3 separate regions of the Homo sapiens genome follow, and regions 1 and 2 are each linked to region 3. Evidence: chromatin contacts called from ENCODE Hi-C or POLR2A ChIA-PET data. All regions are on one chromosome and are shown on one strand. Each heading gives the region's core, a stretch centred on a gene start or an enhancer-like site at or near the end of the contact. The rest is flanking DNA. Distances are from core to core; before and after follow the strand shown.

Region 1 (2,987 bases), core at 144-2,643, 50 kb after region 3:
GATATTTTTAAAAAGAATTTATTTATATCTTCCAAATCAGAATTATATCCCAAAACACTTTTTCAAGATTTCTATAACTGGCTTTATAAAAAGCTATATCTGATGCAGATTTTTAATAGTCAACATTAAAATAGAGAATATTAGGGGTTTATTAGTAATTATTTAGACCTGCCAAACAGTATCTTTTATCATGGAGACAATTAGTTATTGTTAAATTTGACATGTTAGCTCTGTATTCCTAGGTCCTAGTGTAATGTCAGGTATATAATAGACAAAAGCATTTGTTAAATGATCAAATGAAGCAATGGTTCCTCTCTCTGGGAGTTTCTACTCCGGATGAGAATATGAAACAATGGAAACACAAAAACAGTACCATAGTAATAACACTAAAACATTAGAGACAAGATTGAACATTGTGGGAGGTAATATTGCAGACCAGGCTGAATTTTAAGTGACATAAACTTGTTTTCAAACCCCTGCTCTGTTACTGAGTAGCTAGGGGACTTCAGGCATATGACATCTCCTTTTGAGCCTTAAATTTCTCATCTGTGAAATGGGTCTAAATGAAAGCACATTAGCTTTCCAAGATATTGCTACTTTATAAATTAAAATAAAATTTGACGGCCAGTAGAAATCATGGAAACTTTTGAAGAATTGGACCATAAACTGAGATTTTAAGAATGAGTAGAATTTCAGATAAATGAAGAGAAAGGAAATGGAAACTGAGTGTAGTTGCAGTAAAGAAAGCAGAGGAGAGAAGAAAATAAGTGCTTATATGAAGAGAATTGTTAAGCTTTCTGATAATATGGGGGAAACATTAAGGTAGCTTTGATTAAATCAGTGGTGATGGTTGTATTGTATTGCACATGTGGATAAGTCAAAGATAACGCCCATGTTTCTAATTTGTGAAACAATATAGAGAGTGATATAATTCACTGAGGCAAAGGACACCAGAAAAGAATCAGATTGAAGAGTGGTAAATCAAGAACCCTGTGTATGGTAAGTTGAACTGCTGTAACTTTTTTGTGTTAATGTGTAATTATTAAAGAACCAGTTGAATATTGAATGTACTGATCTGGAGCCGAGAGGTTTGAATTAGAGATGTGGTTGCTATTCAGCGGGGAGAATCAGGAAGCAAATTCACCAAGGAAAAGGTATTCTCCAAGTGCAACATGATCAGAACAGGCTGGAAGCCAGAAATATTACATAGGATGCACATGTAAAGCTTACGGATGGGGAGCTGAAATTTTAACTGGAACCAAGAGAGATATGCTGCCAAATAAATGAATTGAGAAATCTTTAACTTAGTAGCAACATTTAAAGCCATAGAGGTATATACAATGTATAAGAGAGAAAACATAGAAAGGGAACAGAAACTTGGCAGAGGGCCCCATTTATGGAGCAGACGGCAGAAGAGAAGCTGAAACAGGAAATGAAGAAAGCATGAGTCACTGGGAAGCAAAACTTTAAAATGCAACTTCAGAAGAATCAAAGGAAGATAGTTTTAAGATAGCCCCAATAAACATTTAAAAAGTACCTCAGAGAAACCAAAGAAAAGAGCTTAGACATACCCCATGAAATTAGCAATTTTATCATACTTGAAGGCAGTGATGGAGTCTATAGTCAACTTGTAAGTAATGTGGGAAGTCTATAGATATTTGTCAAAATCTTTACTGGTTGTTTTCCCAAGGATCCAAATTCTTCCTTTTAAACAGTATGTCTTTATCTCTGGAATCAACATGAGAATATCAGAAAAACAAAATATTCTCTTTTAACATTTGTCATAATAATGTATATGCAGGACAATACGTTATAAGCATTTATATTAGTTATACATGTTACCAGTTATCTGAATTACATTAAAATTAGCATCTCCATTTCCAGGTGGATATTTTAAGGCCAAGGAAATGTCAAATGACTTGCCTTTTGTTCTGGTAAATCAGAGAAAATGGGCCTATCACTTAATGTTAATAGCACTTGGAATGCCTTCCAATTTATTTTAATTAAGGTCTTCATTTTCTGTGCATTTTTATATAATTTATTTTAAAATAATTTATAGCAAGGGAAAATTGTGATTTATTAAGAATAATCAGGACTTAATTCAGGCTAATATAACAGAATACCAAAGACTGGGTGGCTTAAACAACAAACTGTTTTTTTTTTGTTTTGTTTTGTTTTGTTTTGTTTTTGAGATGGAGTCTTCCTCTATTATCCAGGTTGGAGTGCAGTGGTGTGATCTCAGCTCACCACAACCTCCGCCTCCCAGATTCAAGCCATTCTCCTGCCTCAGCCTCCTGAGTAGCTGATTACAGGTGCGTGCCACCATGCCCAGCTAATTTTTGTATTTTGAGTAGAGACGGGGTTTCACTATGTTGGCCAGGCTGGTCTTGAACTCCTGACCTCGTGATCCACCTGCCTTGGCCTCCCAAAGTGCTGTGATTACAGGCGTGAGCCACTGCACCCTGCCAAACAACAAACATTTATTTCTCACCATCCAGAGGCTGGGAGGTCCAAGATCAAGGTGCTAGCAAATTCAGTGTCTAGTGAAGGCCTTCTTCCTGATTTTCAGATGACTGATTTCCTGCAGTATCCTCACATAGTGAAGAGAGAGGGAGTGAGCACTCAAGGTCTCTTCTATAAGGGCACAAGTCCCATTTATTAGGGCTCCACCCTTATGGCCCAATCACCTTCCAAAGGCTTCATCTCCTAATTACATCACATTGTGGGTTAGGATTTTAACATATAAATTTGGCGGTGATACAAACATTTAAGCCACAACAAACCACAAATAAATAAATGCTTCCAAACTTATTAAGAGCATTCTTCTCTCCTTTAAATTAATGTTGACATTAGAATTCACTAAAGGAGACCAAATTTTTTTTGTATTCTGCTGTTGTGACTCAGCAATACATACTTCTTCAATCAGCCTCTCTTGTATGAGCCTTATATTTCACAAACAATGGTTTGTGAAAGAAGTGTATATAATA
Region 2 (3,409 bases), core at 878-3,377, 63 kb before region 3:
AATCTTTGAAATTTAAAAATCTTATTAAACTTATAATGTTCTTATTATATTCCTAATAATTGTCCGCATAATAAAATGTGAAAACAGTTCCTGAGATAATTTTTTTTTACATTTGTGGATATGATTTTCAACCCTATTACTAATCCCTTTGTTCCCATATGCCTTATTTTATTTTCATAAGCACACCAAGAATCGGTTCATATGTATTCATCAAACAACTGTACTTCTATGCAATTGTCTATGAGAGATGGTTCTGTTACTTCACTGTACTTTGAGGATTCACGATATATGGAGTTTATGCATTCTACAGCTAACTTTGCACTCAAAATAATTATCTTAGTTTTAAGCCTTAATATTGTTGATAAAAGTTTGTTCTTTATTATTATAAGCTAAGAAATAACACATTTAAGATGCATTAAATGTTGTGAATAAATCTGTGAACATCGTACGGGAGATTATGTAGTTATGTCCAATACTTGCAACTTGACTTTTTTTCCATATTTGGATTATTTATTTTCTTTTTTTGTTATTGTTTTTTACATGTTGACTAGAAACCCCGAAAAGTGCAAACATCAATTATAGATGTATAGAAATGTACAAATGTACACATCAGGATAGCTTTATCACATCATAATTAGAAAAAATATTTCAGCTCTTAGTGTCATGATATATCAATAATCTGAAATACATAAAACCTGCAGGTTAACTAAACATAATTGCAAATTTATATATGCTTAACTGACAAGAAAAATTTCCTATTGCATACATAGATTTACTTTACAAAAACTTCTACATACAATGTTTATACTATCTTCTACTTGCTTTGATCAATAAGTTACCGATAGAGCTAATCTTGGGTCACAAAGCTTATTAGTGGCAGTGTCAAGATTCAAACCCAGACCTCCTGACTGAGGAACCAGGACCTTATAAAATAATTTTGTTAAGAATATATTTTAGTACCCAAATGTATATTATTAAAATTTATCATTATGGAATAAATGATTCTCTTTGCTCTAAAATAACAAAAGTCATTTTTCATTCAACATTACCAAATTCTGGACCAAATATCAAATGGCACTCTAGGGTGTAAATTAAACTAAAAATGCTCTTCATCAAATATTGTGGGACAATTTTGCCTTTTCATTTGTTGTGTTTAAGATTTTTTTTGACACTAAGATGTCTTTCCCATAACTGCTAGGACTTAGAAATCCTAAATAAGGTACAGTTAAACGTTTTATTCTTCCAGAGCTTTAAGACAAGTTGCCTTGCAAAAATAATCTTTCAAAACAAACAAATAAAAAATGTGTGTTCTCTCTGTTTTTTTGTAGGCATAATGAAACACTGGGCATTTTTTAGTTTTACTTTTTATTTTCTTTTAGTGAACTGGGTCAGTACTAACTTAATTTACAGTGATTTTTTTTTGTAGTCAGTGTCTAAAGTTTGCAAAAACTGATTCCTAACATATGTATCATAGCCTAATTTGCTTCTCAACTTGTGATACATTCCACCTATAAGATTCGTCACACAGTATTTTCTGATGGAGTTAACAATGTCATTTAGATTAAATTTTAGTTGCAACTGTGTGCTTATTATTGCCAAGAAACCCACAGAGAAGAGTGGCACTTGGTGATAACTTAGTTATATTTAACATTTCACGAGTGAAAACTTGTTACTAAACAATGTTTAGTAAATTAATTTTCTGGGATTCTGCAGTTGCTATTTCAAGTGATAGGTGACGTTGAAAGGGAAGTTCTAGTTGAAAATTCAGTTAAAAGTTTCTGGGTAGAACTCTACTTGTTGTCAGTTCAACAGTCCAAACCAACCTTTCAGTTTAAGGCTGATATTGCCTAACAAAAAAAATAGTTTTTATGACTAAGATATTTAGTTTCACTGAAAATGAAACAGATTTTCAGATTCCTTCAGTTATCTTTAATGTTAAAATAGTTGCTCAATTTAGGTGTTTGCTTATCTAATGAGGATTCAAAAGTTGAATTAGGATCACAAAATGACAGTTAAAGACCTGTGAAGGGTCTTTTTTTGTTTGTTCTTTTGAGTCATGCACAGAAAACACAACCCCTTGCTTTGAATATTGGGTAATAACTTGACCACGTACTAGGAAAACTTGTACTGGTAAAGCATGCATATTAAGCATTAGCTTTTGTTGATTCATGTGTCTCTAGATAGAGCGCAGATATTAAAGCCAGTTTTCTTTCTACCTCTCTCATTTCTGAAATAATTTTGTTTGACCTGCTGTTAAACAAAAATTTCTATCAATTGTCTTCTTAGCAAAAGCATATATGTTCTCCTTGGTGACATGTTGTTGTTTCAGTTCAGTTTAAGTACAGGAGTTTTCTATGCTTCCAATGACATTTAGCTAATTATACTTGAATTTTTTTTCATATTTATAGTCTGAACAACAACTAGACTTAGCAAATTCACAAAGCTTTTAATTCGCCATTACATCTACAATCTAAAAACTGTTTGCACTAGGAGATAAAAAACTAACCTTTTCTTACTGTTTCCAAAAATTATGAAGCACTTAAGTCATAATATTATTCACTCATAGTAATTACTTTCAGTCTTTCTTGGATCCTATAAATGGAATCTTAACTCAGATAATTTTCCATACGTAGAAGACCTAAAACAGAAACTGAAAGTTTGGTTCAGGAATAAGAAAAAACAAACAAACAAACAAACCCAGAGTCACTCAAGTTTACCTCTTTTTCTTTTTACTTTGTAAAATATCGAATTCCAAGTTTTGCCTAAGTTTTTTGTGTTTTTATATTTTGATTAGTCTATGTGAGTTGGTAGTCTTTTCTGTTTTGAAATCACTTTTACTATTTTCACTGCTTCAGTTGAAAAAATACTGCTGAGCCTATAACAACATTGGAAAAACACATAATTACAATCTGCATTTAGTAATTATTTATCTTATTAAGCATTAGTTTCTCCTAAGAGTTAGACAATATGATGTCTTTTAAAACTGTGCTTAACTCTTATAGTTCCCTTTTTAAATCATTTTTCCCTAAGAGTAAATAAAATAAAGAGGTTTACTTATAATCAGGAACTTAAAAGACATGTTTTACATTATTTTTGCAACTAACTGTCTATAACACAGCAAAGGTGCTGTTATTGGAAAGTCCATTTTGACGTTAGTTGACTAGCATGTGTTAACTTTTTTGACCAAATAAAATAGATTTTCCCTTTTGGATTTCCAAGCTACAGAGTCTTTTTTCAAATCAGGACCACTAGTTTACTCACTGCAGCTTGCAAACATGCCACTTCTTGGGAGTGTACATCTTCAAATAGATCTACAGCAACCCATTTAAATTATATTCAAAGAAAAACGATAACACCATCTAGCCTGATGATTTAACCACATCCGTGTAGTCTCTATTTTAGAGCCAGC
Region 3 (3,357 bases), core at 624-3,123:
CACTGTCAATATCCTATTGTTTCAATCTTTATTACTCTAAAATAGAATTCAGGCAAAGGAAAAAAGTTCAAGTAAATGAAAAGATTTATCAAAGCATTTAGGTAATAGTTGGGAGGAGTGAAGGGAAAAAATAGATCAAATAATATATAGGTGCTTGTATTTGAAAAAGGTTTGAGTTTAAATTTCTAATCCATGAGAGACCAAAAGACAAAGAATCTTTTGTGATCAAACCGATAGATAACTATTTGGAGGGGAGAGAGAGACAGTGCTGGGGAAGACTGCATAGCTCACACCGCTTTGTAGGGGCTCACTGGGTACTGTTCGCTGGGATTCTCTTGGCAATTAGCCCAAGAGAGCAGAGCATGGCAGTGAGGTGAGAGCAAGCGTGAATACACACTGATGCTCCTATGCGCAGAATATTCGCAGTTTATAGGTAAAGATATGTGACTTGCGAATATTCCTACACCTACAAATGACTATTCCCACACTGTTTTTATAGGTCACTGGGCTGTGTTTTGAGCTCAAATATTGCCTGCATCAGAATTCGTCGTTATTTCATAGTGAGTCATTTGACAAGTCTTTGTTCTTTTCCTGGCTGCAATAATTAAGCTAATGAAAATTCTTCTCAGTCTCAGACCTGCTGAGAAAATTTCCCAGGAATATGGGCCTTTGAAAAAAAACGGAACTCTTCCCTTGCTTACTTAAAAATAGTATTAAAAAATAGTAGTTTACCTCTTTTGACTTGAACCAATGCTTGTTCAAGACTAAGGATCTTCCACATCCCACACAGTCTTCTGATCCTCTTCTAGAATTCTAAGCCCTTTCTACCTAAATTTTCTAGAGGCAAAGTGCAGGTTTAGGCAAGGGAAATAGCCCTAGAGATGTCTATGGGGTCCCATGAGTGAGGAAATCCAGGGCAAAATCAACTTTTGGCCTGAGAGGAGCCTTTTAGCAAAGACGTGATTAGAAATCTTAAATCCAACCTATGTTTCTGTCTAACAGAAAAGCTTTTGATCCATAATGAGCCACTTTGAGGGATTTTCAAAGAGGTATTGCTTTTTGAGGTCTCAGAGAAGGAAAAGTGGAGCTTGGAGCCTGCAAAAAGCACACTGACCCTAAGGAGTACCGGAAAGTTGCTTTCTCAGGGAGCTATGAGTGAATGTTTTGGAAAGCTGCTTGCCTGGCACAAAAGAGGAACTCTGAAAGGCTGACAAAAATGTTCCTTATTTCAGCACGTATCAATTTATTACTCATCAGCTCATTAGGGTTTTACACGGTAGTTGGTTTATGCAGGCCCCAGTGTGTAATGAACCCGAGAAGTGAAAACTCCCCCAGAACCCCAGGCTCTCCCAGGACAGGTAATTTACTTTCCAGTGAATGGTAGTGGACTCATGTTTTTGTAGTTGCAATCGCAGGTTTGCTCTGATTAGTGAGATGTCCCAGAACTGTAAATTAGAGTGTTTTATTTTTGCTTCAGTATATACATTCTGTATATGCATAGCTAAGTGGATATAGAAATAGATTTCAGTTTGAAATTTGAATTACTTAACCAGTGTTTATCAACAGTGTACAGTACTGATGTTGCACATGGCATCAGGGCAAAGTGCTACAATAAAACATAGGAAATCTGTGATCTTAAAATGCACTTTGCCCTGTTCTTGTAGAGCCGTAGATTGTTGCTGTGAATGTCAGTGCTATTTAGGGAGGAACTAGAGTGACAAAGATACATCCTGGATTTCTTAGAGTTGCCTATGACCACACGTGCAGTTTGTCTCTGAAGCCAGGGAGTGCCTGATTAAATACAGGACCCACCCACTGTGAGAAAACACTCTGGCATCCCAGCTGCCATTCAGAATGTAAAATCCAGGATATGACCTGTCAAGATGAGCACTTCAGCATATTGTGGCAATGCAGCTGTCACTGAGATACATAAGTCTCCAGAGAAAAGCATTCAAACTGTTTCCATGGTGGAATGAATACAAATGCACAGCAGCTCTAGTCATATTTGAATGTGAGTTTTTTCAGCAGGATGGTCCATATTAAATATGCAGATGTGTGCAAGTGACCCCAGTACCTCTTCTCATCTCTGATTGCTGAGCATTTTCTGAAGGCATAATTTTCTTAGTTTTCATGTGAGAGGGGCAGGGAACATTTGTAAGCCATACAGAGTTAAGATATCCAGTTGTCCTTTTTCCTTAATGAAGACAAAATTGTTATAGATTATCCATGACACATCTGAAAAAGAGATGTTTTCACAACGTAGATTTAAGTTATTTTATATTTATTTCTTGATATTGAACTTATTCTCTTCAACACTCTGACAAATGTATAGTGCTAGCAACATATTTATAATAGAACTTCAAAACTTCTGACTTGTACCATTAGTGTCAGGAGAAGCCCAGTGAATATAATTAGTGATTTTATAAGTGTTTTTCTAATAAGGAATTAACGTGTATCACCCTACAAGTGTGCCCAAATAAGTGGTAACAAAAACTTGGGGAGGAAATTTCCTTCCTATGGGATGTGTGTGTGTGTGTGTGTGTGTGTATATACACACACATATATCTGAATAGAAAACTGAATATATATATTTACATATGTGTTATATACATTTACAGATAGGATTCGATGTATTAATGTATTATATATAATTGTTTATGTAAATATAATATACAACATATAACTATACATGTTATATAACTATTCTGAATAGGACACTCATATAGATATTTACTTTATTAATTAGAATGAAATGATATATTACCTAATGATACCCTGTAACAATTTGTTTCACTTGTTTTTCTCAGAAACTCTTGATTTTAATAATTCATTAATTTAACAAGTATATTCAGGCTTGTTATGTGAAAATGTTAAGTATATAAGTGTTTCCAGTTTGTTCACGTATAAATTTAGAACTTGCATATCCCCAAATACCTGAAAGCCATAACTGAACTACAGGATAACCTTCAGACCTTCACACTTGTCACTTCTTCATTGCACTGTGATTTTTGTTTTCGTATTTTTTTTTGGCCCCAAGTACCTATCATATTCCCCAGATGGCTTAGCCATCATCACTGGCAGATTATGAATAATGTTTTACATTGAACAGATGTAAGCAATTTGTAATTTTTCCCCTTTCTGAACCAGCTTTGTTTTGATGAATCAACTGGAAATTGAAACTTAAGTAGAACTTCTGTTTGAAAAGGAGCAATGTTTTCCCACATTGGCATATGTAGTCAGCTCTTAAATATAGAGAAGAAACAACGAATAGGGGAACTGGCCAGGGTGTGTGGCAAGAAATACTGGAAGATCATTATTTAGCATTGCCATATAGTTCCAATTTCTTTATTCTATAGA

The links. A loop is a pair of places that touch in the nucleus more often than their neighbours do. ChIA-PET counts read pairs that join two places held with the same protein, here RNA polymerase II (POLR2A). Pooled maps may share reads with other maps.
Region 1: a map of GM12878 shows a loop between it and region 3 (4-fold over the local background). The contact joins two enhancer-like sites. A Hi-C loop is called at or near these places in 9 of 168 maps with a recorded cell type or tissue (B cell, CD14-positive monocyte, GM12878 and 4 more), 35 of 37 single-sample maps with no recorded cell type and 17 of 50 pooled maps. POLR2A ChIA-PET finds 5 or more read pairs at or near these places in 4 of 52 experiments (GM12878, OCI-LY7, activated B cell and 1 more).
Region 2: a map of GM12878 shows a loop between it and region 3 (4-fold over the local background). The contact joins two enhancer-like sites. A Hi-C loop is called at or near these places in 1 of 168 maps with a recorded cell type or tissue (GM12878), 13 of 37 single-sample maps with no recorded cell type and 12 of 50 pooled maps. POLR2A ChIA-PET finds 5 or more read pairs at or near these places in 6 of 52 experiments (CD4-positive, alpha-beta T cell, GM12878, OCI-LY7 and 3 more).

Annotation. Positions count from the first base shown.
Region 1 is chr5:100,776,282-100,779,268 of GRCh38, reverse strand. No RefSeq gene overlaps it. Among named protein-coding and RNA genes, the nearest start is that of MIR548P, 39 kb to the left of the region's middle. RefSeq lists enhancers at 1,462-1,531, 1,303-2,502. Within about 2 kb of position 1,393, at least 9 of the 41 ENCODE cell types and tissues checked have a DNase peak (open chromatin) inside an H3K27ac peak, as active enhancers do; they include B cell, CD14-positive monocyte, GM12878 and 1 more, where a contact is called at or near this core.
Region 2 is chr5:100,889,294-100,892,702 of GRCh38, reverse strand. All of the region lies in intron 2 of ST8SIA4 (ST8 alpha-N-acetyl-neuraminide alpha-2,8-sialyltransferase 4), which reads left to right. Among named protein-coding and RNA genes, the nearest start is that of ST8SIA4, 12 kb to the left of the region's middle. Within about 2 kb of position 2,127, at least 8 of the 41 ENCODE cell types and tissues checked have a DNase peak (open chromatin) inside an H3K27ac peak, as active enhancers do; they include GM12878 and OCI-LY7, where a contact is called at or near this core.
Region 3 is chr5:100,826,152-100,829,508 of GRCh38, reverse strand. All of the region lies in intron 4 of ST8SIA4 (ST8 alpha-N-acetyl-neuraminide alpha-2,8-sialyltransferase 4), which reads left to right. Among named protein-coding and RNA genes, the nearest start is that of MIR548P, 11 kb to the right of the region's middle. RefSeq lists an enhancer at 1,886-1,935. Within about 2 kb of position 1,873, at least 5 of the 41 ENCODE cell types and tissues checked have a DNase peak (open chromatin) inside an H3K27ac peak, as active enhancers do; they include B cell, CD14-positive monocyte, GM12878 and 2 more, where a contact is called at or near this core.